Linked DNA regions of Mus musculus: all the other regions are linked to region 2. Evidence: chromatin contacts called from ENCODE Hi-C or POLR2A ChIA-PET data. All regions are on one chromosome and are shown on one strand. Each heading gives the region's core, a stretch centred on a gene start or an enhancer-like site at or near the end of the contact. The rest is flanking DNA. Distances are from core to core; before and after follow the strand shown. Region 1 overlaps Tmem212 (transmembrane protein 212). Region 2 holds the start of Pld1 (phospholipase D1). Region 3 holds the start of Gm42195 (a long non-coding RNA gene). Region 4 overlaps Pld1 (phospholipase D1).

Region 1 (7,154 bases), core at 2,126-4,625, 52 kb after region 2:
AAAAACAGGAGAGTAGCTCCATGACAGTTTCTTTAACTTCATGCTTGAGACTCTAGTTTTGATAGATAGTATCCCTCATAGGCGCATGGGTTTGAACACTTGGTCCTCAGCTAATGGGAGGAATTAGAGAAGGTTATGGGATGGGACGTGAAACCTGGTCTTAAAAAAAGCCAGTCACTGAGGACAGACTTTGAGGCCTTATATATAGCTCAGTCCTATTTGCTGCCCACTATCTCCTTCACAAGTAGAGATGCAGTGTGAATGGCCGGCCTGCTGCTCCTGCCTCATGACTTCTCTGCCTGCTGCTATGTTTCTCATCCACAGTGGATAGTATCTCCCTGGAATTATAAGCCCAAATAAATCCTTTATCCCTTAAGCTGCTTCATCGGGATATGTTATAACAGAAATAGAAAGAAACTAATGCAGGGTCTCATGTAGCCCAGGCTGGCCTCAAACCTGCTGTGTAATGAAAGATGACATTGGACTTCTGATCCTCTCGACTCTACATAGATCTTGTAAATGACTAAGCTATATCCTCTTTTCATTGATGCCACAATAAATGCCACTAAAGTTTCCATTTCTATTGTTTCCTTCCATCCATCTGCTTCCAGGAACTGCATGCTGTACTTAGGCAGTTTAAACTTCTAGAAAAAGGGCTCACAACTACCAAGCTATGAAAGTGTTAGCTATTCCCGGGAAAGCAAGCCAATAGCATGGGGTGGAGGTGGGGCACTCTCTACTACCACCTGGCACCTCTCCTCCCCGCCCTTCCCATAACCATAAGTTTTCTCTAGCCCTTCACTTTCCAGACGCCCTACTCTTTCCTCCTTTTCTTTTCCTCTTGAGGTCTCTTCTCCACTTTCAAATCTCTCCCATTTTAATTCTTTCCCGCTCCTTATCTAAAAATAGAAGAGAGCAGCGGGCATCAAGGAGGATAGATGTGCTCTGCTCGGCAGCCCCATCCCATCAGCCAGGTGAATTTAACAAGTTATGGAGCAGCCAGCATCCCAGGCTACTGCTCAGTGAAAGAGCCTTTTCAGAGCTGTGTGTAAACAAGGCAAAATCCAAGCTGGCTGCTAGGACCAAAATAACAGGAAACTGCAGCTCTGTAGCACTTTTCAATTTTCAAAAGGAAAGAAACCCTGGCCAACACCACACTCAAGGCAAGCTAGAATCTCCGCATCCCATAATGTCAGCTATCTTCCAGAACTTCACCAGCAAAAGGGCAGCAGCAATCTCCTGCTTCTGAGCTCCTGTGACTGATGACAGGCCAGCCACAGGTCAACCTAGACACTTAGACAACCCCGGACTCCATTTCTCTGCTCTTCGTAATTCTCCCATTTGTTGGGCTATTAGCACGGCTCTGCCTCCTTAGCATCCCTTGGGAAGGTTTCTCTTGCAGAATCAAGCCAGGAACCTCTTTTGACTGCAGATGCTCCTGTTTTTATCCACAGGACTTTCATAGTAGAGCCACAAGTCTGTCATCTCAGGCTCAGCAACAGGAGCCATAAGTGAGAGGGTGTTTCCCTGTTTCCCTCTCCCGGTTTCTCTAGATCCAAGTTTCAGAACAGTAAATGCCCTAAACTCGGAGCTTTGCGAACAGCATCCCACTAAATCACATGGGTGAGGCTCTGATTTCTTTCCTTACATTAACGGATGAATTCTGGGCAGACCATCACATTCAGTCCTCTGTCAAAATAAAAACTGTTATTTTTAAATCAGTCTATACCTAGTATCTAATTTTAGGCTCATCTCTTCCTGACTTCCATCTCTAGCTGGACCTCAGAATTTGTGCTTTGAATGGGGGGTGGGGGTGGGTAAGGATTCTGTGGTTTGAGGATCACTGATTTCTAGTCTCAATAACCTCAAACAGCTCCATCTTCAGACCTCGTGATGAATCCAAGATGAGCTCAGAGATTCTTTTTCCATTATCTACTGCAAAGTTCTGGATACACCATTCCCTCTTTCATTAACCATTTCTTGTTCTGCACTTTGAGTATTTTTCTTTGAATGGGAACTATAGAGAAAATGCCTTCATACAAGAGGATGGCACTGCACCCAGAGCTCTAAATGCCTTGCCATTCTAATGACTGTCTTTATTATTTAGGAAACTGAGGTCGTGTGTCTGCACCCCATTGGTAGTTAAAGGCAGAACAATTAAAAAAAAAAGCAAGCTGCAAAAGATCAGACCATGGCTAGGAATGATTTCTGGGCTTGAGGACAGATCTCCATTCCAGTTTGTCCTGTTTGCAGCTTTATAAATTTGTTGGAAAGATGTAAACATGTCTCAGTGAGCAAAGATGTTTGTAGCTAAGCCTGAGTCTGAATTCAGTCCCCAAGGCCCCACATGGTAAGAAACAGCCAATGCTATCAATTTATCTGACCTACACCACACACACACACACACACACACACACACACACACACACACACACACACACAGAGAGAGAGAGAGAGAGAGAGAGAGAGAGAGAGAGAGAGAGAGAGATTAAAGATACATAAAATTATATAGATAGATGTAGATAGGATATAGATATAATTTTATGTTCATCCCTGATTTTTTATCTGGACTTCAAAATTCATGCTTTGGTGTATGTAAACACGCATACCACACACACACACACACACACACACACACACACACACACACACACTCACACTCACACTTTTCTGTTGCTGTGATAAAAAAAAATATAGCATAACCAAAAGCAACTTAAGAGTTTTTTTCTGCCGGGCAGTGGTGGCGCATGCCCTTGATCCCAGCACTTGGGAGGCAGAGGCAGGCGGGTTTCTGAGTTCGAGGCCAGCCTGGTCTACAGAGTGAGTTCCAGGACAGCCAGGGCTACACAGAGAAACCCTGTCTCGGAAAAACAAAAAACAAAAAAACAAAAAACAAACAAACAAGAGTTTTTTTCTGGCTATGGCTCCAGAAGGTTCAAGTCTATGATGGCAGGAAAGGAGGCAGATGGTTCTTTATATTTCTACCTTCACACAGGAAGCAGCAAGCAGAGGGAGCAAGCAGGAAGTGGGGAAGACTACAACACAGCAGAGCCTATCCTCCACTTTAACATACAACCTCCTCAAGGCTCCAGGTCCTAAAGATTCCATGCTCTTCCCAAGCATCACCACCAACTTGGAACCAAGTGTTCAGATGCTTGAGCCTACACGGCCATTTCTCATTCAAACCAGCACGCAAAGCCTAGGGCGAGATCTATGAAGCCAAGATTTAACTGTCGTGACCTAACAGGAGCGGAGGTGGTGCCAGTGACGGCAAAGTCAACAGAGAGAATGGAAAATAAGTTGGTGTGACTCATGTCCTGATGACTCTAATGGCTGCTTTTCCTCCCTGTCAACACAGCTCCTTTCACAGATGAAGAGGGGACCAGAGCCGTAAATCCATTTCCCCCTTTGCCCTGCCTTCCAGCTTGTGATAAAGCTGTCAAGCTGTGAGACAGATAGAACTCTTAGCAGAGGTCCCTTCGATTGTGGATGTTATTTTTTTTTTCCAATTTTCTTTTCACAGGCTGTCACAGCTGGATCACTTGTGCTGCTGGCTCACAGAGAGTGGACCCAGAGACACTTGGTAAATACAAAATGTCTGCAGGGATGGTTCAGTAGATTTGACACTGTGTGTGTGTGTGTGTGTGTGTGTGTGTGTGTGTGTGTGTGTGTGTGTGTGTGTGTCATGGATCTCAAGCCTGGGTCTCATGGATCTCAGCTTGTCCTTGAACTTAGTATATAGCTGATCACAACCTCAAATTTCTAATTTTCCTTTCTCTACCTCCCAAGTACTAGGATTACAGGTGTATACCACCTTACTCAATTCTGTAAACTATGTTTAAAATGTATAATATTTTTTTCATTGAGTTCTTACTCCAAATAGTTTCTCTAAGTTCATGAATATTGTTTGGTGTCGTGTCCATACTCATGAATTTAATCATGTTGTAGTAATGAAGTATAGGTGCTGCTGCTTTCAATATTCCATGTGCCCATGAATACTTCATGTTCCCACATGTGCGTGAGTGCATGTGTGCATGTGTGCATGTGTGTGTGTGTGTGTGTGCACGCGCTATGGAGTGCATAGGCAAACCCTTTACCCACTGAACTACACCTCCAGTCTCAATGCAGTTCACATCTCAACTCTGAGGTCTCCTTCCCAGCCCTCACAGACTGGGAAAAGATGAAAGGTCCGAGCGATCCTGTTTCTAATAGTGCTGAGCTGGCTTTTTCCAAGCTACAGAAAGAGCACAGCATCTGACCTTAGGCCTGTTTTCCATAGCAAAGGCTGAAGATGGGAGGTCAGCTCCGGCTGCCATGGATTGATTGAGAAGGTCTGGACAAGGTGAAAGGCAACCTTTCTGAGAGACTCCTAACCTTGTACGATGCTAACCAACCAGAGATGATATTCTGAGTAGCAAGTCCTAGAGAAGGGACTGGTTCCACTCATTTTGGTTTTCCTAACCTGAACTGGCACTTTGCATCAGATAGGAAATAAAACGTGACTGAATTGATTTCATTTTAGCTCAGGTTGGCAGATGATGTCCTCCTGCAGCATAGATTGGCAGCAAGGGAAACAGGACCTGAAAGGAAGGCTGAGAGGACAAGGGATAGAGGTCACAGGTAGTATGGGTCTGGCATTCAGGAGGCCCGGAGCTTTACATTTTAAACGGCGGTACTGGGATGGGGGTAGGGTGGGATAATCCAGCGTGGCACTTGGGAGGTAGAAGCAGGAAAGATCAAGAGTTCAAAGCCAACCTTAGCAACATAGAAAACATTGCCTGGACTTCAGGAGACCCTGTCTTGAAAGTAGAAAAAAGAAGTGAAAGCTGTGTGCATGTATCTCTCTGCCACATAGAGGGAATTAATGACCATCACTCTTTCTCCAGGTAACAGTTCGTTTCTGCTTGTTTTCAGTGGGAAGCCGTGTTCACCTTCGTAATTCTGAGCATTCTGGGATGTCCACTTCATTTCACAGTAGCCTTGCAATCTGCCCTCCTTGGTCCATATTGCTTCTACTCTTTCTCAGGGGTTGCGGGGACCAATTACCTTGGTTACGTGGTTACCTTTCCTTTTCCGTACACGAAGTTCCCGTCGGTCTGTGTGGACCCGCTCCACTATGAAGAGTATCACCTGACCCTTCAGGTCCTGGACCTGTGCCTGAGCCTCATCCTATTCTGTGTGTCCCTGGCAGTGTTCATCAAGCTTTCTGCAAGACTGATGCAGACCGGATACATAAATGTAAGTCTCAACAAAGAGAGGCTGGGCTTGCTAGGTCCTGAACAGCCAAGGGAGGGACTGGCTATATGGTGAAGGGAGGGACTGGCTATATGGTGAAGGGAGGGACTGGCTATATGGCGAAGGGAGGGGCTGGCTGTAGGGACTCCCTAAGTGTTCTCCCTTAGTCTCCTCTATGTCCTGCCATGGTAACCAGTGTCAAGAATGTTCCAGGTACTCAGTGATTGATTTTGGATGCATGTGTGGACGTATGTAGAGGGCACAACTGGTTTTGCTGTAGGCACCACTTGCCAGTTTTTCTCTCAGCCTAGAATCTTAAAACTGTGTGTGGGAATATAGCAATGGTACCTATTCCCACCTCTTTGGTATTTTTCTCTCTTTTTATAATTTTTTTAAATTAACTGACAATTTCACACATATTTATAATGTATTAGATCATACTTATGTCACGGTCCCTTCTCTCCCCTCCTTTATTCATCCACTGAACCCCTCTTTCCATAACTAGTTCCCCTTCTACTTTTGTGTGTGGTGTAGTGCGGATGTGTGTGCGAGAGAGTATATGCAGTGTGGATGGGTGATGTGGATGTATAAGTAGATGTGTCTGTGTGTACATGAATGTGTGTGTGGTGTGTGTGTATGAGAGAGTGTATATATGTGTATGTGTGGTATGTGTGTGTGTGTGTGGTATGTATGTATATGTATGTAAGTGTGTGTTTGGACATGTGTATATGCATAACCTCACTTGGCCTGATGGGTTTCATTGAAGTTTTCACTGAATCATGGTTGAAGGGACATTTACTAGCACATGGGCAGTTAACCAGTGGCTACACCACTGAAGAAAACATCTCTCATTACTCCAGCCATCATTAACCACCAAGAGCTCCCCAGGAAGGGGTGGGACCTCCAGATGATGGAGTGCTGGCTGATCCAGTCTTATTCTGGGAACTAGTAACTGTAAAAAAAGATGTGTGCCTCACCCTGTTCTGCATTGGTTATAAGAGTTATTTTTCTCCTGGGAAAATGTATGTTAAACAAAGCTCAAATTTCAAACCTTAAAAAAATAGTTTATTTGTTTCATTTTGAGAAGTCTCTTTTTGTAGCCTAAGCTAAGCTGGAACTCACTATGTAGCCTAGGATGGCCTTGAACTCTTAGCAATCCCAGACTCCCACATGCTGAATTATAGGTGTGCCTCACCATATATTTTTTTCATTTTTAATTTGTGTGTATGGGTGTTTTGCCTACAAGTATGGCTATAGAGTTCATGCAGTGCCCACAGAGACCAAAGAGGGTGTGAGATCCTTGGCACTGGAGTTGCTGATGGTTGTGAGCTGTCACTTGGGTGCAGGGAACAGAATCTGAGTGCCTTGCAAGCGCCAGGCTCTTGACTGCTGAACATCTTGCCAGGCACAAACCAACAATTAAATCGTGCTTTAGCATGTTCCTTTCCAATTTTCCTTGGTGTTAGAATAGTTAATCGTTTGCTTTATTTTACTGTATCAAACTTTATAATATCAGAAGTTTTGTGGAAACTGGATGTGCAAACACCCCTTATGCTTTAAATATTAGTCAAATACAGATGCTTTAATTTGGCATCTACCAATGAGTTCCAAAAGGTGGCTTTGCTGCTATTAAACAATGTATGTCTGTTTGGGCCATGATGGAATAGTCTGTATATTCCAAACCAAGCAAACTTTTTAGCTTTATCGAGAGAGCTAATAATAGTGCTAGCAAGTGGTCCTAGCCAACTTTGGACTGTGTGGAGCTAAGCTTGCATCTTACAGCTTGTATGTTCCTCCTAACCAGTTCATTTAAGGGCTGGGGTGCTGGTACAGTGCTTACCTGGTAAGCACAAAGCTCTGCATTTGATTCCAAGCACCACACAAGACAGATATGGTTGGTACCCATCTGTGACCTCAGC
Region 2 (7,137 bases), core at 886-3,385:
AAATTTCTTTAAAGCTCTGTGAAAAGAATCCAACCTTACTCAGTGAGAAAACTGAAGCTTGCAATGCAGTCTTTATTAATAAGTGTTACTAAACCTTGTAAGGAAGTCGAGAAGTCCTTTGGGAATGGACTGGGGGGAGATGGTAGCACACTGGCAGAGCTGTGCGATCAAACATCTATTTTTAAATTGTAAAGATGGCAAAGTTACGTGTCTATTTTGATAAAATAAAAATAAAACTTAAAATTAAAAAAAAATGAAAAAGGGTAGAAATGGGACTGAAGCGATGGCCCAGCCATTAGGAGCACATCCTGCCTTTCCTTAGCATCTGAGTCCTGTTCACAGCGCCCAGTTTGAGCAACAGCCTCTTCTGGCCTTCTTAGGCACCATATGCACATAACCCACACCCAGGCCAGCATATTCACATCATTAAAAATAAAATAAATCCTTAAAACATGTTGAAATTAGAGGTAGGTGAATTGTCAGTGTAATGCTTTTCTCATACAGAGTTGCATAAGAGCATTCATACTACATACTAAGACCATACACAAATGCATTCTCGGTAAAGGTCTGATGAGCAGGCTGTCCATTAACTAGGCAGTACTCATCTAGTTATCAGTAAATCAATCAACCTAAATGAGCCTGTAGAGAACTTAACACCAGTGTGTGTAAAACGCTGATGCCAGAAACAACACAGCAAGGACACCATCTCCTCAAAACCTTCTCCACTCGCACTATTTATTTGAAAAGCTAATTGTACTGGCTCATAAAAATTCAGATACCCGCTTACATAACCATTTAAAAGGTCCCCACACACCATTTAAAGGCTGCTTACAAATTCAAGCTAAACAGTTGAGTACAAACTCACTCGTGGGCCACAAAGCACGTACTATGGAAAGAGATTCTTGCATAAGTAGGCATAACAGACTAGTTCAAACTAGGCTCTCTGCACCCGTCAGGCTTCCTTGACAGCACCTCTGACAGGTCAGGACTTCTGAATATCTCTCTGAATTTCCTGGGTAGCTAGTCTCCAGAGGCCCTGGGAAGGTCATAAGGAGTTGGCTAAGCTGAAATTGGTGGGCCTGGCTGTCTAAGAGCGCTCTTCGTCCTGTGGAAAGATCTAGAAATGGTCGAATGCAGAAGCTCCTGTGGTCCTTAAGATTATGTTTTGAGCTTCATGAAAGAAGGCCGCTGGCAGTGATCTGAGATTGGGAGGCGGGGGTGAGGAAGGCAAACGTAGGCGTGGCAGGTAGCCCTAGGGTATGGGGGAAAGGGCTGGCCAAATTCTAAGTCTTGACCTGTACTTAAGAGATGGAAGCAGGAGGGCCAGGAATGTCATCCTTGGCTACATAGCCTTTGAGTGCAGCCTGAGCTACAGAAGACTGTTTCAAACAAACCGTCCCATGGCTTAGAGACCTCCTAAGGTCCCTCCCTGACCCGGAACAGTCAGTCCCAAACATCTTGGGTCGGAGCTAAAATAGCAACTGCCTAACACAGGCCTTTCTTTTAATTGCTACCCCTGTCCCTCCTCCACTTCAGCACAGCACATCTTTGGCCCCGAGGCAGCAGCTGTGTGGCTCGGCGCCCGGCACTGTGCTTCAGCTGGACTCTAAGCCACTGGAATGCAGCACTTCCTGGTTGGTCCGGGATGTTGGTGCTGTCGCCATCCCGGTCAGCCCACAGTGCTAAGGAGCTCAGGGAGCGCGGGACGATCTAGCGGGAGCGAACAAATCTACTGAGCCCGGGACCCGAGGAGGTGGGGTGGGGTGCATCCTACAGAGGACGCCCCGGATCTGCAGGGACTTGAGAGTGGAGTGGGGCTAGGACATCAGCAGCTGACCCGGCTCTGCTCTCAGGGTAGCGGTCCTCGCCTGCGGTCAGTGTGCGCGCGGCTCTTGCCAGCGCAGACACTACAGGAATTAAGACTATGGGAGGGACTCCAGGGTTCCCAAGGGAACTTCAGGGACAGGGCTGGTGAGAGGGGCAAGAGAGGCGGGATGAAGCACGAGGACCGCGAACGTCCTGCGGGCTCAGAAGTCCCGCAAGCCTGGCCCCGGCAGCTCCTACCTGCGGGCCTGGGGCGCGGGCACACACTCTGCGGCGGCGGCGACTTCGGGGGTCCCCGCGCAGCTGGCGCAGCTGGGGCCGCGGAAGAAGGGCGGGCGCTGGGACTCGCCGCCCGGAACTCGGCCGGTCTGCAGGGTGGGGCGGGGCGGCGCCGGCCAGCCTCGGTGACAGCCTCTGCCGCCGGCCTTCCTCCATGCCTCGGTTCTAACACTTTCTTCTGTCCAAGTGTCCTAACTCAGCCACAGTTATCCGCGGGGCGCAGGGGCGCACGCAGGCGTTGTTCTTACCAAGTTCACTTCCCTGGTCTCTGAGCCCAATCCTTGTCCAAGACTGGCCCGCAAGTTACAAGCCAACAGCGAGCCAACTGGTGAAATATTCCTGCCCTGAAGTGACTTGCTTAATTAGGGGCTTTGTAGAGGTCAACTGTGGCCTTCCTGCAAATCCCACGGGTAGGTCTTGGTAGGTGTTATTGCCTGTTTATAAGGAAACTGAGGCTGGCAAGTAAAGAACCAGCCTGACCCTAAGCTTGCTGGAGCCAGCAATCTCTTCAGTCCCCAAAACTGCCCGTGCTTGTCCCCCCAGACCCCCCTTCTCTCTCTCTCTCTCTCTCTCTCTCTCTCTCTCTCTCTCTCTCTCTCTCTGTGTGTGTGTGTGTGTGTGTGTGTGTGTGTGTGTGTTGTGGCGAGTGTTCGGTTGGTTAGTTTGAAGTTAGGTCTCTGCTGTATACCTGGTTGGCCATGAAGAACAGGTAGAACTCAAACTACATGATCCTCCTGTCTCAGTCACACATCGCCCTCACACTTCTCACTCCCACTTGCCATCAGTACTGGGTCTAATTCAGAAATGTTAGAGAGAAAAGTAAAAATAAAATGGGAGGAGAACGAGAAAGTCCCATTACCCCGATGGAACTGTCCGCACAGTAACTTTGCCGTTTTAATACACTTAAGAGAGTCGTCATCAAGGGAAATCCAGTGGCTGGGTGGTGTGAATAGCAATCCTTTGGGAATATAATTTTGAACACAAGTCAGTTCCAAAACTGGTTGCACAACACTGCTTCCAGCCAAAACCCAAAGATGCAACAGTTAGTTTCCTGTACATCAAATTGCTGATGCTGTTGGTCTTTTGAAATTGTTTATTGAGTATTATACAGTGAGACAGACCCAGTTACATAATGTCTTACCATGCCCATGGCACTGCATGAAATGAAAAATATAATATTTCTGTCCAGACAGAGGAGGAGTGAAATTATAGCGCGGGGCTCAGTTTTCAAGTAACCTGGAGCTGCCCAGCCCTCCCTGACTGCATTCTTCTCTTTTGAGCACATCTTTCCTAATGATTGCAGAGTCGGGCAGCCGTCACTCTTTCCTTGTTGACAGAAATAATTGATGCCTTTTGAATCCTATGATTCTGACAGATTTTTGCAATTATATGCACAGCCTTCTGAGCAAACAGGGTCTTGCCTAAGAGGGGTTTGGCAAGACTATATAACAAGGAAGTAACTGAAAAGCTGCATATGTCTCCTTCCTCCCTTCCTCCAGTTTATTAATTTCAGATGATTTGATAAGTGTGTGCCTAGGAGTAACCGCACTCTTACAAGCTTGTCTTTAGATGGTGTGAGACATTTGGTTGAGAAGCACCAGGCTGTACAAATTACATCCTGATTTCTTAAAAGTCGTCATTGAAACTTTTGGCATCAACACATAACAATAGGTCTTTCTGTTACTATTGTAATTATAAATAAGACAACTATCATACAATGACTGGAATTCTGCCCCAAAAGGTAGGAAAGTGAAAAGATTACCACAGGTCACCACCCCACAGGGAAGTGAAGCCCTAGCGAACACGCATCTTAGACATACTAGAATCCTGTAGATCATTGTTACACTCCTTGGAGAGTTTGTGATAGCTATTTCTTTTCAGGGGTGTCAAGAAAAACAAACGACCAAGAAGAGGGTTTCCTCCTGTTTGAGCCAGCCTGACCTACAGAGGTAGACACTGGAGTTGGGGCGGGTCAGACTAAGAAACCCTGTCTCGATCTCAAGTCGTGTGGTGTTTAATCTTCATTATCAGCCAGATTAGGCCACTGTGACTGGCTGCCCCAGTCTTATGCCACAGGTCTTTCCTGCCAGGATGGACTGTACACCTCACACTGTGGCCCAAAAGAACCCTTCCTCTCTATAGCTGCTCCTCAGCTAGTGATAGCGATGAGAAAAATAGCTAATATAGAAATACATCTCAAATGTGCAGTTTGATCACACAAGATTTTTTTTCTAAACATGTTCAATACTTCATCTTCTCTTCTGAATATAGGTTTACTTTATAATGTTTGCACCTTTATTTTTGCAAAAATACAAAGTTTTATAGTCCCTTAGAGGAACAATTTTAATGAAAAAATACTTTTTTTTAATGTACAAAACTGAGCATTTTACCTCAACTCATAGCATGGAAGAAAAGCTAAATTGTTTGTTAATATAAAGTTGGGTGGGTGACTTACTTACAGTGTACTGGGGACAACACTGCATAAAATAGATGCAGATGGAGAACGGGAAGCATAGGGTCTATCTCAGGCAATGAGCCCAGTCTTAGCAGAGGTTTATTGCTGTGAAGAGACACCATGACCGTAGCGGCTTCTATGAAGAAAAACATTAAATTGGGGCTGCCTGACTGTTTAGAGGTTTAGTGCGCTATCCTCACATAGGAAGCATGGCAGCCTGCAGGCAGAGCTGATGCTAGCGAAGGAGCTGAGAGTTTCATGTCCAGATCCAAAGTCAGCAGGGAGAGAGAAAGAGCTTCTGGAACCTCAATGCCCAGCTCCCAGTGACACACTTCCTCTAATAAGGCTACAAGTCCCAATCCCTTAAACCGTGCCACACCCTATGAGTCTGTGGGGGACCATTCAAATTCAAATCACTCAAGCTCAAAGAATGGAGGCCCACCAATTGCCTGCCCCACAGCTCCCATTCTGTTTGGAATTGGCATTGCCTCTGAATTATAAACAGAGGAGTGTGATATGCAGAGACTCAAATTCTGGGTTCAAATTCTGTTAACAAGTTCAGAGCCAGAAATGGTGATCCTCACGTTTGATCTCAGGACTTGGGAGGCAGAGGCAGGAGTGTCTCTTTCGTTCAAGATCAGCCTGGTTGACATAGTGAGTTCCAGGACAGCAAGGCCTGCACAGAAAGACTCGTCTCAAATAAATAAAAGGAAGGAGGAGGAGGAGGAGGAGGAGGAGGAGGAGGAGGAGGAGGAGGAGGAGGAAGAGGAGGATGAGGACCTTTTTCTACAGCCATAGTCATGGCAAACTTCGCTTTGGCAGCATTTCTTTTTTTTTTTTTTAATTAGGTATTGTCCTCATTTACATTTCCAATGCTATCCCAAAAGCCCCCCAAACCCCCCCCTACTCCCCTACCCACCCACTCCCACTTCTTGGCCCTGTCGTTCCCCTGTAATGGGGCATATAAAGTTCGCACGACCAATGGGCCTCTCTTTCCACTGATGGCCAACTAGGCCATCTTTTGATACATATGCAGCTAGAGTCAAGAGCTCCGGGGTTCTGGGTAGTTCATATTGTTGTTCCACCTATAGGGTTGCAGATCCCTTCATCTCCTTGGGTACTTTCTCTAGCTCCTCCATTGGGGGCCGTGTGACCCATCCAATAGCTGACTGTGATCGTCCACTTCTGTGTTTGCTAGGCCCCGGCATAGTCTCACAAGAGAGAGCTATATCTGGGTCCTTTCAGCAAAATCTTGCTAGTGTATGCAATGGTGTCAGCATTTGGAAGCTGATTATGGGATGGATCCCTGGATATGGCAGTCTCTAGATGGTCCATCCTTTTGTCTCTGCTCCAAACTTTGTCTCTGTAACTCCTTCCATGGGTGTTTTGTTTCCAATTCTAAGAAGGGGCAAAGTGTCCATCCACACTTTGGTCTTCGTTCTTCTTGAGTTTCATGTGTTTTGTAAATTGTATCTTATATCTTGGGTATTCTAAGTTTCTGGGCTAATATCCACTTATCAGTGAGTACATATCATTTGAGTTCTTTTGTGATTGGGTTACCTCACTCAGGATAATGCCCTCCAGGTCCATCCATTTGCCTAGGAATTTCATAAATTCATTCTTTTTAATAGCTGAGTAGTACTCCATTGTGTATATGTACCACATTTTTTGTATCCATTCTTCTGTTGAGGGGTATCTGGGTTCTTTCCAGCTTCTAACTATTATAAATAAGGCTGCTATGAACATAGTGGAGCATGTTTCTTTCTTACTAGTTGGAACAACTTCTAGATATATGCCCAGGAGAGGTATTGCGGGATCCTCCAGTAGTACTATGTCCAATTTTCTGAGGAACCGCCAGACTGATTTCCAGAGTGGTTGTACAAGCTTGCAATCCCACCAACAATGGAGGAGTGTTCCTCTTTCTCCACATCCTTGCCAGCATCTGCTGTCACCTGAATTTTTGATCTTAGCCATTCTGACTGGTGTGAGGTAGAATCTCAGGATTGTTTTGATTTGCATTTCCCTGATGATTAAGGATGCTGAACATTTTTTAAGGTGCTTCTCAGCCATTTGGTATTCCTCAGGTGAGAATTCTTTGTTTAGCTCTGAGCCCCATTTTTTAATGGGGTTATTTGATTTTCTGGAGTCCACTTTCTTGAGTTCTTTATATATATTGGATATTAGTCCCTATCTGATTTAGGATAGGTAAAGATCCTTTCCCGATCTGTTGGTGGCCTTTTTGTCTTATTAACAGTGTCTTTTGCCTTACAGAAGATTTGCAATTTTATGAGGTCCCATTTGTCGATTCCCAATCTTATAGCATAAGCCATTGCTGTTCTATTCAAGAATTTTTCCCCTGTACCCATATCTTCGAGGATTTTCCCCACTTTCTCCTCTATAAGTTTCAGTGTCTCTGGTTTTATGTGGAGTTCCTTGATCCACTTAGATTTGACCTTAGTACAAGGAGATAGGAATGGATCAATTTGCATTCTTCTACATGATAACCACCAGTTGTGCCAGCACCATTTGTTGAAAATGCTGTCTTTTTTCCACTGGATGGTTTTAGCTCCCTTATCAAA
Region 3 (6,844 bases), core at 402-2,901, 34 kb after region 2:
ACACTGGCCTTTTTAAAACATGGTAGATCCTCCGCTTACATGGCAAGCATTTTACCACCTGCACCATCTCCTTAGCCACCAGCCCCCCCACACACACATACACATACACATGTTTTCTATCAGCAAGGAAGCTAGGGATAGGGGTGTACTACAACAGAAGTCTGTGTGGTTAGCATGCATAAGGCCCTGCCTAAGGCTTCAATATCCAATACCACTAACAAAACAATACAATGAAAGAAAAGCCAAACTCTAGGAGTGCTATGAGCATGTTGCCTACTTAACATTATCAGAAAAACAATAACTGATAAATAATGAAAATAGGAAGTAATAACATGGAGAGCAGCTATAAGCTGCATGTGGTTTTGTTCCGTATATCCAGGAAGGTTTTCACTTATCAAGTAGTTACACACAAGCAACTTGTAGGCCTCGAGCCTCCGCGCTGTGCCAAGCCAGCCTGAATTTATCCAAGCTCACAGAACCAGGTAACCAGGCTGAGGACTCACTTACACGGAAGAGTTGAATCCATTTGTCTGCCTCCTTCTTTGAGACACTGTAGCCCAGGATTCATGGCAACTCTCCCACCTCGGCCACCACAACTCTGGGTCGTTAAAGCTTAAAGGTAAATTGAAAATCTGCTTTTGTCCTAGACTTTCTATGACACTTACTATTGTCAACTTGGGAGCGTCTGGAGTTCCTAGCAGACAATTATCTGAGGAAAACCGGGAGTTTCTATACTGAATTAAGTTAACATCCTAAATGTGGGTGATGCCACTGCGTAGGGTTAGGGGTCCCACGATTTAATTAAGAGGTGACAGTCGGCTAAAGAGCAGCATCCGTCACCCCACATCCTGGCTGTAAATACAGTGTGACAAGACACCCCCCCCCCCCCCCCGTCACCACATGTCCCCTGCTGTGATGTTCTGTATCCCCTTAAACCGGCAGGCAAGATACACCCTTCTTTGCTAATGATAGTTCTTGTCAAGTTTCAGGGCACAGCAATGGGGAAGGCAGCTGATACACTGTCTCAGGATGGTGGCTCTCCGTCACTAGATGGGGTGAAAGCATCTTTGCCTTTTGTCAGTAGAGGAAAGGTTGTAGGGTGTCTTCCTCCCTCCCTCCAGTGTGTGTGGGAGCACAAACCCACAACCAGGACAGTGTTATTTCTATTTCATATTTTGTTTTTCTATAAACAAACTTTATCTGTGGCCTTGTGGCAGTCAGTCAGTTCCAGGAAATGCACAGCTGACAATGTCATTCCCCTTGAACTGCACATAATATAAAAACAGACTTTAAGTAAATATTTGAATTAGGACAATTACAAAAATTTAACTTTGGGCCAGCCTTTCCGAGCACGTATCGATCACTCCTTCCCAGGGCTGCTGTTTCAATGGGCACGGTGAGTCACACCTGCTCCATTCAGAGGAAGCAGAACGTGACAATGGCTGTGCTGGCAGAGGATGGTTGAGAGCGACTATAACTGGGAGGTTAGGTTCCTGCCACCTGTCTATAAATAGCAGCAGAGCGGCACCCCGTGCTAAACAAGGAGAGAGCAGAGAGGTGCTAACAGCTGACCCTGGAAGGCCAGAACTGGCGGCCATTGGATGCTTTTTCTTGGGAGTTTAACAATGGATTCAGTCCATGAAATGACAGGCTAAGCATGGCTAGTTCTTAATGTCCGCCTGAGACTCTCCAGTTGGCTTACCCCTTCGTGCTTTCCACTGTTAGTAACACACCCGTTTCCGTGAGCTCTCTTGTTAGATAAGGTGGCCTTGCTTGGCCCCAGCTTTGTCAGTTTGTTTTGTATAGACAGTGAGAAAAAAATGTGAATGCTTTGTCATATGGAAGTTACTCAAATGCTCTTTTGTTGTGGTTTTTCTTTTCTGTTGTGGAAACAAACAAACAGCAAGGATGGAAATCTGGGTGGGTTGAAAAGTAAACATTACTAGCCTTTCTATACAGTGCTAATACCATAGATATGCCACCAAAGCATGATGCTTGTAATGAGACCTAGCTCCTAATAACCTAAATGCTATGTTCATATTACCAATTTCTTCATCTCAGAAAATATTATGACAATTATGATATCATCTGTATGGAGATACAGTAGGACAAAGAGTTTGCACAGTTCAATTCCCTTGCTTGTCTTCTCTTCTCTCTCTTCCTTTCTCTGTCTTCCTTTCTTGTCTTTCCTCCCTCCCTCCCTCCCTCCCTCCCTCCCTCCCTCCCTTCTTCCTTCCTTCCTCTTTCTTTCTTTCTTTCTTTCTTTCTTTCTTTCTTTCTCTTTCTTTCTTTCTTTCTTTCTTTCTTTCTTTCTTTCTTTCTTTCTTTCTTTTTTCCTTCCCCCCTCCCTCCCTCCCTCCCTCCCTTCCTTCCTTCCTTCCTTCCTTCCTTCCTTCCTTCCTTCCTTCTTTCCTGTCAGGATCGTAGGCACCGGAGGCTGGCTTTGAACTCTCTATGTGGCTGAAGATGACTGATCTAATTCTCCTGCCTATATGACATACATACCACCACATGAGGTTTGTTCAGTGCAGGGGATGGAACTCAAGGCTTCACACATGCTAGGCAAACAACTGACTCTGTCCCCCACCCTGTTTGATTACCATGAGCAGGGGCTAGATTTCAGATCAGCATCACTAGTAGATTAAAGAACTGCCCATCAGAGCTCTTACTCAGAGGTGACAGTCCTCGCTGGACTCTTGAGAGGCTAGTCTGTGACTTGTGCCTTCTTCTGTTCACCACCAAGTTATGTGATTTTATGCTGGTGCCCATACAGCAGGGTTAAGGCAATCCCAGCATGCTTACTTCAATGTGCCTTTCCCCTATGCCTGTATCTGATGCACAAATGATGTATTCCCAGTGCAGTTTCCCAACTGGTTTAGCTCTCCCTGAAGACAACGCTTGTGCCTCCATGTGGGTTTTCAGAGAGGAGAAGCTGGAGGGGTTCAAGGGAGCAGGAATCATGTGTCTCTCAGGGAAGAACTGCAGAACTGGCTTCTATAGCAGATAGCTTACATGCACTAGCAACTGTGAGAGACACAGCCTCGTTCATTTAATGATTCTCTTTCAGCCCACCAGTCTACCCTCATCATGTACTCCAGGCTGGATAGTGTTCTTGTTTCTGGTATGCAGTAACTAAAACAAAGGCTTTGCATTCACAGAGCTCCACTCTAGTGGGGAAGACACAATTAGCACGTAAGCCAAGAGCTATGAGAATAAAATCAGTACGATAAAGTCATGCCATCATTTGAAGTAAACTCCACAGACTCATGTAATCTAAATACTTGGTCTCCAGCTGGTGGATTAGTTGTGGAACCTTTAGAAAATGGAGCCTCACTAAAGGAAGGGAGTCAATGGGACAGGTCTTGAGATTTTATAGCCTTGTCCTCATCTCTGTCCCCTCTCTGTTGACCTTTTGCTTCCTGACTGCTACTGCAGTGGGACCAGCTACCTCCACTATAGTCACCATAGTAGGCCATGTCACCTTCAGGGGTGAGCCCAGACAGGTTGGCCCTCCCCCAAGTTTTCTTCCTGTCAGAAATTTGTTCACAAAAAAAGTAATAGAGCCCCAAGAATAGTGGGGGTGGAGATGGAACACTGAGTGAGACCATCACTGTGAGGGAGCTTTGAGCAGAGAAACTGGTGGCTGAAGGCATGAGACGAATTATTTTAACACCTACCTGCACCTCACCTGGCTTCCCTTATAACACCTGAGCCTCACCTGGCTTCCTTTATAACACCTGTGCCTCACCTGGCTTCCTTTGTAACACCTGTGCCTCATCTGGCTTCCTTTATAACACTCTACCTTGCCTGGCTTTCCCACCTGGAAAGTACAGAAAAAGGACTTTGTTTCCACACTGATCACAAATTTCTAGAGGTCCAAAAGACTTTTATACAATCCTGTTTGAGGCTCAGAGAACACTGAAGAAGAGGAGTCAGATAAAAAGGGGAAAGGTGGAAGACAGGGAGAAGGGCTACAAAATGGCAACCGAGGAGACAGAGCCATGGCAATATGAACTGGCAGCAGCTGCCTGCGTTGGGTGAGTACAAGAGTGGACCATTCAGCTGTCAGGTATGGATGGAGGAGGGCTGCGGCGTTCTGCCCTCGCTGCTGAACCACTTACTACTAATACAATTCGAGAGATGGGCAGTCATTGTGCATTTCTGTGTACCCACCCATACATAACCCTACCAGACCCCATTGCTATTTCTAATCCAGTCACAGAGCTGGTTAACTAAATAGGTCACAGGACTAAACTGAAAGTCATGAGCCTGGGAGAGGGACTGGTTGTGGTATGTTATGTGGTAGGGGTGAAAGAGAAGGGAGGGAAATAATGTGGGGGTGGGGAAGAGAGTAATCGGAATACATTACGTGCATGTATGAGATTATCAAACAACAAAGTTAGTCAGTAAAGAATGATCATTTTTTTTTGTAGGTGTCTGTTCTACCCAGTCTTTGCTTTCGGGCTCTTCTCAGGAAGATGGGGAAAGCACCCACATGGAAGCTCACAAGCATCTGTAACTGCATCCCAAGGGATCTGATGCCCCCTTCTGGCCTCTGTGGGTAGTGCACACACGTGGTGCACAGATATACATGCAAGCAAAACCTTCAATACATAGAAAATAAAAATAAAAGAAAAAATGTTTAAAGACGATGGGAAAAAAAAAGGTAGTGGTTCTATGTCTGCTGTCTGCTCGTGTGTTTTGATTTCTTTATAGCACAGACAGCCATGAGTTCAACCATTAGCTGATGGCTGAGGTTAACATATACTTTAACTATGACCGTATGTTTTGTTATGGGCCGGGGTTTGTGCCATGTGGAGGTTAGAGGATAACTGTGGAATTTGTTCTCTCTTTCTCCTTTTACTTAGATTCTGGGATAACTTGGGATGCCAGGCGTCAACAGCAATGTTTCCCTCAAGAGTCTCTTACCAGACCCTGGATGTTTATATGGTGTACAGGAGCAGTGCTTTGGTATCAGCTCTTTCCTTTAAGATAAAAAGAATCAAGAGAATGGTGAGAGTGGTGGGGAATACAGCAAGGAGTCTCTCATTCCTTTCTTTTCTTTTTTTTTAAACTGTGGTGTAAAATCCTTATCTGATGGTCTAGCGCTTCCTTGTTGTGTCTGCCTCATTGCCGCTCCCTCTCAAGTGTGCTTAGACAGAGCACGGCTCTTTATGCTTAGCAAAACGTTCACATGTACACACACAAAGCTGAAGAGGGTGGGAGGGTGGGAGGGAGGGAGGGAGGAGGGAGGGGAAGAGGAAGAGGAGAGGGAAAGAGGGAGGGACTGAGGGAGGAAGCAGGTAAAGAGGGAGGGAGGGAAACAGAGAAAAACACCTGTATTCTAACCTAGTTTTGATCTTTAGAGTCAACCAAGCACAACTCAGAATACAGTGACTACACAAAGGTGTCGGCCATGGGCCTCTACTTGTCCTGCCTGCCTTGCTGCCTTGGCCTTTGACCTGGCCTTCACTGGATCAAAAAGCACATCAAGTATCACATGGAAAAACTTGGTTCTCTCTTCTTCTTCTTCTTCTTCTTCTTCTTCTTCTTCTTCTTCTTCCTTCTTCTTCTTCTTCTTCTTCTTCTTCTTCTTCTTCTTCTTCTTCTTCTTCTTCTTCTTCTTCTTCTTCTTCTTCTTCTCTTCCTCCTCCTCCTCCTCCTCCTCCTTCTCTTCCTCCTCCTCCTCCTTCCTCTTCCTCCTCCTCCTTCTTCTCAAACATTTTAAAACAAGGAATTAAGCGATCATACATTTCCTATTTAAAAGGACCAAGAACTACAGGGACAAAATTGGAGAAGAGCCTGAGGGAAAGGAGGCCCAGTGACAGGCCCAAAGTGGGATCCAGCTCAAGACTCCAAGTCCTGACACTATTACTGATGCTATGGTGTGCTTACACACAAGAGCCTAGCATGGCTGTCCTCCAAGAGGCCCAACAAGCAGCTGGCTGAGACAGATGCAGATACTTATACCCAATCAGTGGCCTGAAGTCAGGGACCACTGTGGTTAAATTAGGGAAAGGTTGGAAGAAGCTGAGGAGGAGGGCGACCCCGTAGGAAGATCAGCAGTCTCAACTAACCTGGAGCCCCGAGATCTCTCAGACACTGAGCCACCAAACAGACATCATACACCAGCTGATATGAGACCACCCCACACACACATATACAGCGGAGGACTGCTGGGTTTGGCCTTAGAGAGAGAAGATGCACCTAACTTTCTAGAGACTTGAGGCCCCAGGGAGTGAGGAGGCCTGGCAGGGGGTGAGGGTGGGGAAAGTCTCTTCGAGAAGGGAGGATGAGGAACTGTGGGAGGGTGGACTGGACTGTAAAAAAATAAAAAGAAGAAGAAGAAGAAAAGAAAAACAAAAAAAGGGACAAGCCGTAGGTGGTGGAACACAGGGGTAATCCTAGAACTTGGGAGGCAGAGGCACATTCAAAGCTAGACTGGACTATGTGTCAAGTTCCAGCATGCTCAGGGCTATATAGTGAAACACATATGTATACGTACATACATAAGGGAGTGCAATGGGTACATGAATGCAGACATGAGGCACAGCTGCTCCCTTAAAGCAATCTGTAAAACAAACAGCGTCTGAGGGTTCTTCAGGCACTCAGAGTTTCTCTCCCCATTTTCTCCCCACTTTTTGTCCCCTTTCTCCGAATCTCTCCATTTCCTCCACTCTGCAAACATGTCTCGACCTGTTTATGAGACGCTCGCAGCTTCCTGGATTCCTGTGTCCCCCAAACAACTCTGCTTTAAAGTCCATGAGACCTTAGGTTTGTGGAGAACACAGAAAGCTGGGTATGGCCCTAGGAGTCTTTTCCTCTTGATTCCATCGTGCCTCCA
Region 4 (7,335 bases), core at 2,109-4,608, 49 kb before region 2:
GACAGAGGGGATATAGCAAAAAATAGAAGCAATAGGGAAATTGCAGAAACTCTACAAGCTCCCATGGGGTCTCCAGAACCTGTGGACTTGAGAGCTTACAGCTTCAGTGACATGTTGAGTGTATTAAATGAGAACATGGAAAAAGAAAGCTGTTCATTCCCAGGTTTCTCCCATCTTCATCATCTCATCTTCTCTGAGGATGCCTCAGGATGCTGGCACACTCTTTCTGCACATCATCAAAGCTGTCAGACTAAACAACTGTCACCAAAGCACTGCGTATGTGAAGAACACATCCAAGGGCCTCTCCTATGCTGATGTTTCAATTATTAAGGTGATGTCATCAAGTATACAAAGTCATCTTGCCTTAATTCTCACCTCTTAACCTTGATCAGTGTTGATTTGTATGATTAAAAAAAAACATAATAAAGCCTTGGGCTGGGAAGATGACTGAGTGGATAGTGCTAACTGGGCGAGCATGAAGACCCAAGTCTGGATCCGCAGTACCTGTGTGACAGCCCGGTATGGTGGCACAAACCTTTACCTCTACACACACACACACACACACACACACACACACACACCATCATATGGTGGCATGAACCTTTACCTCGCACCCCCCCCCCAACACACACAGGGCAGAGATACTGGCTCTTAGGGGGCTCATAGTCCAACCTACAGTAGTGAGCGCATGGTTCAGTGAGGCTAGACTCACACTCGGAAAACCTAGGTTGGAGAAGCAATTGAAGAAGACATCCCTATGACAGACACCCTCTGGACCCCACACATGCCACACAGACAGCTGCACTGAATACACACAAATACTACTCCTAATAATAATAATAAATCCCTATTAAAGAAAAAGGTACCCAGGCATGATGGCATATGCCTCTAATCCTAGCGGTTGTGAGGCCAACGAAGGTAGATCTCTGTGAGTTAGAGGCTAGCCAGCTCTACACAGAAGTCTCAGGATAGATGAGGTTACCCAGAGAGATCCTATCGCAGAGAAATAAAAATAAAGAGGAAGGAAGAAAAACTTTAGATTAAAAATTTGAGATTACTGAAATCATACCTATGGCTGAGAATGGGCACTCAGCTGGTAGAGAGCTTGTTTAATCCTTACAAAGCCCTGTGTTCAGACCCAGCACTGTATAATTTACGTGTGGTAGCACAAATCCGAACTTGTAGCATTTAGGACATAGAGGTAAGGGGATCACAAGTTCAAGACCATTGAAGGCTACATATTGAGTTTGAAGCCAATCTGAGATACATGAGACCTGGTTACACACACACACACACACACACACACCACATACATGTGAGCAGAGACGGGTAAGGGCGGGGGCGCGATACACAAGCAAAACTAGTCCCTACTCTACATGAGCTATACTGCTATAAATCAATCAACCTTCTAAATGTTTTTTGCCAACTTCTATGTTTTTGCTAAATTGAGCATAATTTGTTCATGTTCCATTTTTTAAATGAGTATTTACATTTTTAAGTAAACTTCAGGATGCATAGCTTCAGAAAGCCCTGAGGATTGACAGAATAACCCAAGCTTTGTTCATCAACAGGAAGTCATGCTGGGCAGGAATGAAGAGGGCCGAAAGCTAAACAATAACAAGTTCCCTAGCTGAGTGGTTTGATAATTTTAGACTTGGAAAGTCTAGAAAATCCCCCAAACTAGCTTTAAGACAGTGTGCAATTTGCTAAGCTTTCTATCCATCCACACAAACTGGCCACCTCCAGGCTTTCGTAGGGAGTGTTGGGGAGGGTGGTGTGAGGTACGGATGCATGCACACATGTAAGTGCAAGCTTATGGAGACCAGAGGTTGAAGTCAGGGGTCCCCCTCCATCGCTCTCCATTTTATTTTGGATACAGGATCTTTCTCAACTGATTCAGCTATGCTGGCTGGCCAGCAAGCCCAAGGGATCCTCTTGTGTCTACTAGCCCAGTGCTGGGATCACAGGTGAGTATGGTTGTGGCTAGCTTTTTTTATTATTTCTTTCTCCTCTACATGACTGCTAAGATCCTCGTATTCGTGAACAGCTAGTTCACTAACTGAGCCATCTCCCCAGCCCATCACGGGTATTACTGACTAGCCACAGACAACCTCTCTACTTTGGTTGGAAAGCAGAGCACAAGCTCACACATGTCTAGGTGGAGGAAGGACAGGAAGGGCACACCTTCCTGAATGACAGGGGTTAACTAACAGGCACACCTTTGATGGGAATATCAGCACAGATGTCAGCACTAATATGATTTTTTTGTCACTAGTATAATGAACACCAGGGACATTTCCTAAGAAAGCAATCATACCTGTCTTCTCCAGCACTGAACTTCCTCTAAGACACAATCCTGTGGCTGATTTGGCCTTACTGGACTCTCTAGGGTAGTTGCTAGCTGTAAAACACGTATAATTAACACAGCCAAGCTTTTAGGGGTAGCTAAGAGGATGGAATAAAAGACTCAGAAGAGTAGCCATACCAGGAAATCTGTTGAGTGGCAGTTATTACTGCTATGACCAGTACATCACTGCTCCTATTGTGACCACTCCCTGTACCACTCCAGGACACATCAGCTCAAACTTCCTTTGGGTTCTTCAGAACCAGTAAAGGTGTGTGATTTGATAAACTGTGGGAGAATACTCTCTCAGTTTCTGCAATCCTGGGAAGATAGAAGATAGTTCTTATTGTCATTCTGAAAACAGTGAATTCCCAGGATGGATGGGATTATCCTGTCCCTTGCTGTTTGATGTATGAACACAAGACCTATGCATGCCAGTGTCTTGAGTAAGCAAGGCTAAGGTAAAAAAAAAAAAAACCCATGAGGTTAAGGATGGTAAAGGCAGAGAATGCAGAACTTACTAATGTCCCCTAAATAAAGTCTGTCAGGATCCCACACTGTGGCTCAAGAGCCTCCCAGACTTTGTACAGCAAAGACTATGGGGAGGAGAGCGATCTGAGGTATGAATGGAATTCACTGATTAACTGGAGATGTGCGGGCAGACATGCACCTCTAACAGCACAGCTGCTCTTGGCTGTTCATGTCCTCCCCCTCAGTCTTGTGTTCTGGGACGATTTGGTTCTAGATGTGTGCCATGGCCAGGTGTTCCATTTGCCCAAGGGCTGTCCCTAACTTTGTCTCAGATTCACTCTAAGAGAAAAACTGGCATGGCATGCTGCCGGGTCCTCAGATGGGGCATAAACTGCCTGATGGGCATGGGGTATCTCCAGTGCCTTGAATGAAAAGCCAATGTGGGATAAAAAGTTAACCAGCTCAGAGCTCAGTTTGAGATATGGTGGCATAGAGCCAGCCAAGTGCTGCTAGCTGCTTAATGTGAGCCAAAGGAGTCGTAATGCAGGGTGTGCTCGACCAGTCTGTCAGGACAATGAGAACTGCCTGACTGTCGTAAGGTGGAAGTCTAGTTGGCTCACGTAGTCTAGCCCTGGGTTTTAGAAATCAAGCACCCTTCTTCATAGCCTCCATAGGCCTTATGATTAGAGAAAATATATTTCTTGTGTGTATGTGCTCTTGGAAAGCCCCTAGATCTCTGACTTGGAGATGGTTTCCCAGTTATAGCACTCTTTGTCAGTTTGTTTATTTCTATTTCAACCAGAGATATGTTGTCACTGTGTGTCATTGCCAGGTGGAAAAATAAAAATCTCCAGGCACATTCGAACAAGATGATTTGGCCAGGACACATAAACTGTGTGACTTCATACAGATTTTATCCATATTTCACTCAGCACAGATAAGCAATCAGTGAGTAAAATAGCTTTTATATTTTTCTTTAAAACCACCAGCTATCAATGATCCCCTTTAAGATTTAAATTAATATGGGCACACCGGGGAAAAATTCCTGAACAGAACAGCAATGGCTTGTGCTTTAAGATCAAGAATAGACAAATGGGACCTCATAAAATTGCAAAGAATAGACAAATGGGACCTCATTTAAAAAATTCTGTAAGGCAAAAGACACTGTCAATAAAACAAAAAGGCCACCAACAGATTGGGAAAGGATTTTTACCAATCCTAAATCTGATAGGGGACTAATATCCAATATATACAAAGATCTCAAGAAGCTGAACTCCAGAAATTCAAATAACTCCATTACAAAAATGGGGTACAGAGCTAAACAAAGAATGCTTAACTGAGGAATACTGAAGGGCTGAGAAGCACCTGAAAAAATGTTCAACATCCTTAATCATCAGGGAAATGCAAATCAAAACAACCCTGAGATTCCACCTCACACTAGTCAGAATGGCTAAGATCAAAAATTCAGGTGACAGCAGATGCTGGCGAGGATGTGGAGAAAGAGGAACACTCCTCCATTGCTGGTGGGATTGCAAGCTTGTACAACCACTCTGGAAATCAGTCTGGCGGTTCCTCAGAAAATTAGACATAGTACTACCGGAGGATCCAGCAATACCTCTCCTGGGCATAGACCCAGAAAATGTTCCAACTTGTAATAAGGACACATGCTCCACTATGTTCATAGCAGCTTTATTTATAATAGCCAGAAGCTGGAAAGAACCCAGATGTCCCTCAACAGAGGAATGGATACAGAAAATGTGGTACATTTACACAATGGAGTACTACTCAGCTATTAAAAACAACGAATTTATGAAATTCTTCATACAAATGGATATATCTGGAAGATATCATCCTTACTGAGGTAACCCAATCACAAAAGCAGTCACTTGATATGCACCCACTGATAAGTGGATATTAGAAGAAACTTAGAATACCCACGATACAATTTGCAAAACACAAGAAAATCAAGAAGAAGGAAGACCAACGTGTTGATACTTCATTCCTCCTTAGAATAGGGAAATACCTATGGAAGAAATTATAGAGACAAAGTTTGGAGCTAAGACGAAAGGATGGACCATCCAGACACTACTCCACCTGGGGATCCTTCCCATAATCAGCCACCAAACCCAGACACTATTGTACATGCCAGCAAGATTTTGCTGAAAGGACCCTGATATAGCTCTCTCTTGTGAGGCCAGGCCTGTGCCTGGCAAATACAGAAGTGGATGCTCACAGTCATCTATTGGATGGAACACAGGAGCTAGAGAAAGTATCCAAGGAGCTGAAGATGTCTGTAACCCTATAGGTGGAACAACAATACGAACTAACCAGTACCCCCAGAGCTCACATCTCTAGCTGCATATGTAGCTGAAGATGGCCTAGTCGGCCATTATTGGGAAGAAAGGCCTCTTGGTCTTGCAAACTTTATATGCCCCAGTACAGGTGAAGACCAGGGCCAAGAAGTGGGAGTGGGTGGGTAGGGGAGTAGGGCGTGGGGAGGGTATAAGGGACTTTCGGGATAGCATTTGAAATGTAAATGAAGAAAATATCTAATAAAAATTTGAAAAAAAAAAGATTTAAATTAATAGCATTTGGGTGAACATGGTGCCACAGACCTTCACTCCTAGCACTCAGGAGGCAGAGGCAGGAGGACCTGAATTTAAAGTCACCTTGGTCTACATAGTGAATTCCAGGATAGCCAGGACTACACAGAGAGACCCTCTCTTGAGCCTCCCCAAAGCATTTAATAATTAATAATTAGACAACAGCACAGCCGTCTGCAGTGGGAGTGTACACATGGTATACACTTAAAGTACAGTAAAGCTGGATCAATCTTTGTCTCTTTTTGAGAAGGCAAAGCTGCCTGGCAGATTTGAGGTTAAAGGGCATATCTGGGGAGGTGGGGGCAGTAATGTAACTGTACTACCAATCTTAGGGGTGTAAAGTCCATGGTCATAATCTGTAATGGCTTACAGCCTTTACTTTATAGCTTCAGATTCAGCGGAGACAGGAAATAACAAGGTCCTTAAAATTTAGTACCTTAAAGACTATGTGCTTGCACACACGCACACGCGCACACACACACATGCACACAAACACATGAACACACGAATACTTCTGTCTCCATTTTTCCTCCATCTTTAAAAATACTTAAATGAAAAAGATGATAAAACAGACGCTGATGCACTGACTGTCCCATTGGGTCAAAAAGAGAAGAGACTAGCCATTAGTAGACACACAATAGCATATATTAGCATATTTTAAAATATTCGTTTATCCATTTGAACTGATGTACCTTACCTATACAAGGCAAAGAGAAGCCAGTTCCCAAGAAGTACACACTTTGAAACAGTGTCAAACGGAGCCTGTCTTGTAGAGTGGTCTCCTGCCAGATGCCTCCGGGGCAAATGAACTGAGCTCTTTAACTCCGGGAAATTGAGGGAGCTATTCTCTTAATTTTATTGACTTCATTTCTTTATTATTATTATTAACACTACTTTCATGTCTTGCACATCACACTCCAATTTTACGGGCATATGTACTTTAGGGTGACCTCTTATTCTAGGGAGCTACTTGAATAAAAACAGCAACAAGCCCAGGAGGACCCAGGTCCCCTCTGAGCCCACCTGGACACTCCACCCGTATCAGTCATTCTGTAGGTATTTCACAGGACAGTCTATAAAGTAAAAATGACATGACATCTGATCAGCTAGAACTCCGAGGAGCAGGCCCCAGGGAAAACCATATCCAACAAGTGGAGTGTGAGGTGGGGCTTGCTAGAATACAACACGCCTCTTAGCTCAAAAACTAAAATAACATCACCATGCATAAAACCAGAGTTCTGCCTAGCCATACTGGGAGGACACAGAGAAAGTCATTACCAAAAAAAAAAAAAAAAAAAAGGAAGCAAAAAATGCTTACAAACAATTACAACCCTTTAAACCACGACTCCAACACGAATACGCTCTTTCCTCTTGGCTCCATTTAGATTGACAGAAAAAATATCGTAGTCAGAAAAATGTAGCCACCCCCTCCCTCCCCAGCCCCGCAGGATCAACAGAATCAAAAGTATTCTTTTCTAACGCAGCAATAGCACAAGCCTTCTCCTAGCTGACACTCCAACTCCCTGATGGCACAGAAAGAAAATCTGACACAAAACAGAAAGTTCAAAGCGTTACTAACCTGGGGCCCCTGGCAAAAAGCGGTGCTCCATTTTACTCTAAAGAATGAATTCTTCCTATGAAGCTAATGTCCAAAGCAGTTGAAAGTCGAGGGGGGGGGGAGTTGGCTACCCTACAAATCCACATAAACAGGGGAAGCCGTCCTGTTCCCAAGCTCAGCTTTGGCAGGCTCCCTAAAGGCAATTCAAGCCGGTCAAGCCCACAGAGCACTTTAGCCTATAAGCTTCAATAATGAACTTGAAACCACGCCCCATATGCTAAGTAGACACTCTGCCGTGAGAAAAGAAAAGCCACACAGACTAGAGCTAAGGCTTCAGTTTTGCACTGGTTGCCGAAGAA

The links. Hi-C counts contacts between places; a loop is a spot of excess contacts on that map. ChIA-PET counts read pairs that join two places held with the same protein, here RNA polymerase II (POLR2A).
Region 1: POLR2A ChIA-PET joins it to region 2 with 23 read pairs in Patski. The contact joins the enhancer-like site here to the promoter of Pld1 in region 2. POLR2A ChIA-PET finds 5 or more read pairs at or near these places in 2 of 5 experiments (Patski and embryonic stem cell).
Region 3: a map of heart shows a loop between it and region 2 (2.5-fold over the local background). The contact joins the enhancer-like site here to the promoter of Pld1 in region 2. A Hi-C loop is called at or near these places in 2 of 37 maps with a recorded cell type or tissue (both heart). POLR2A ChIA-PET finds 5 or more read pairs at or near these places in 2 of 5 experiments (Patski and embryonic stem cell).
Region 4: POLR2A ChIA-PET joins it to region 2 with 25 read pairs in Patski. The contact joins the enhancer-like site here to the promoter of Pld1 in region 2. A Hi-C loop is called at or near these places in 4 of 37 maps with a recorded cell type or tissue (all heart). POLR2A ChIA-PET finds 5 or more read pairs at or near these places in 3 of 5 experiments (Patski and embryonic stem cell).

What each region holds. Positions count from the first base shown.
Region 1 is chr3:27,882,877-27,890,030 of GRCm38, reverse strand. It overlaps Tmem212 (transmembrane protein 212), which reads left to right. Exons shown (of 4, transcript NM_001164437.1): 2 at 3,524-3,583; 3 at 4,915-5,238. Among named protein-coding and RNA genes, the nearest start is that of Tmem212, 9.9 kb to the left of the region's middle. Within about 2 kb of position 3,375, at least 1 of the 3 ENCODE cell types and tissues checked has a DNase peak (open chromatin) inside an H3K27ac peak, as active enhancers do.
Region 2 is chr3:27,933,678-27,940,814 of GRCm38, reverse strand. Pld1 (phospholipase D1) reads right to left here and starts at 2,135. Exons shown (of 27, transcript NM_001164056.1): 1 at 2,065-2,135.
Region 3 is chr3:27,899,743-27,906,586 of GRCm38, reverse strand. It overlaps Gm42195 (a long non-coding RNA gene), which reads left to right and starts at 6,353. Exons shown (of 2, transcript XR_880708.2): 1 at 6,353-6,844. Within about 2 kb of position 1,651, at least 1 of the 3 ENCODE cell types and tissues checked has a DNase peak (open chromatin) inside an H3K27ac peak, as active enhancers do; it is heart, where a contact is called at or near this core.
Region 4 is chr3:27,983,999-27,991,333 of GRCm38, reverse strand. All of the region lies in intron 2 of Pld1 (phospholipase D1), which reads right to left. Among named protein-coding and RNA genes, the nearest start is that of Pld1, 49 kb to the right of the region's middle. Within about 2 kb of position 3,358, at least 1 of the 3 ENCODE cell types and tissues checked has a DNase peak (open chromatin) inside an H3K27ac peak, as active enhancers do; it is heart, where a contact is called at or near this core.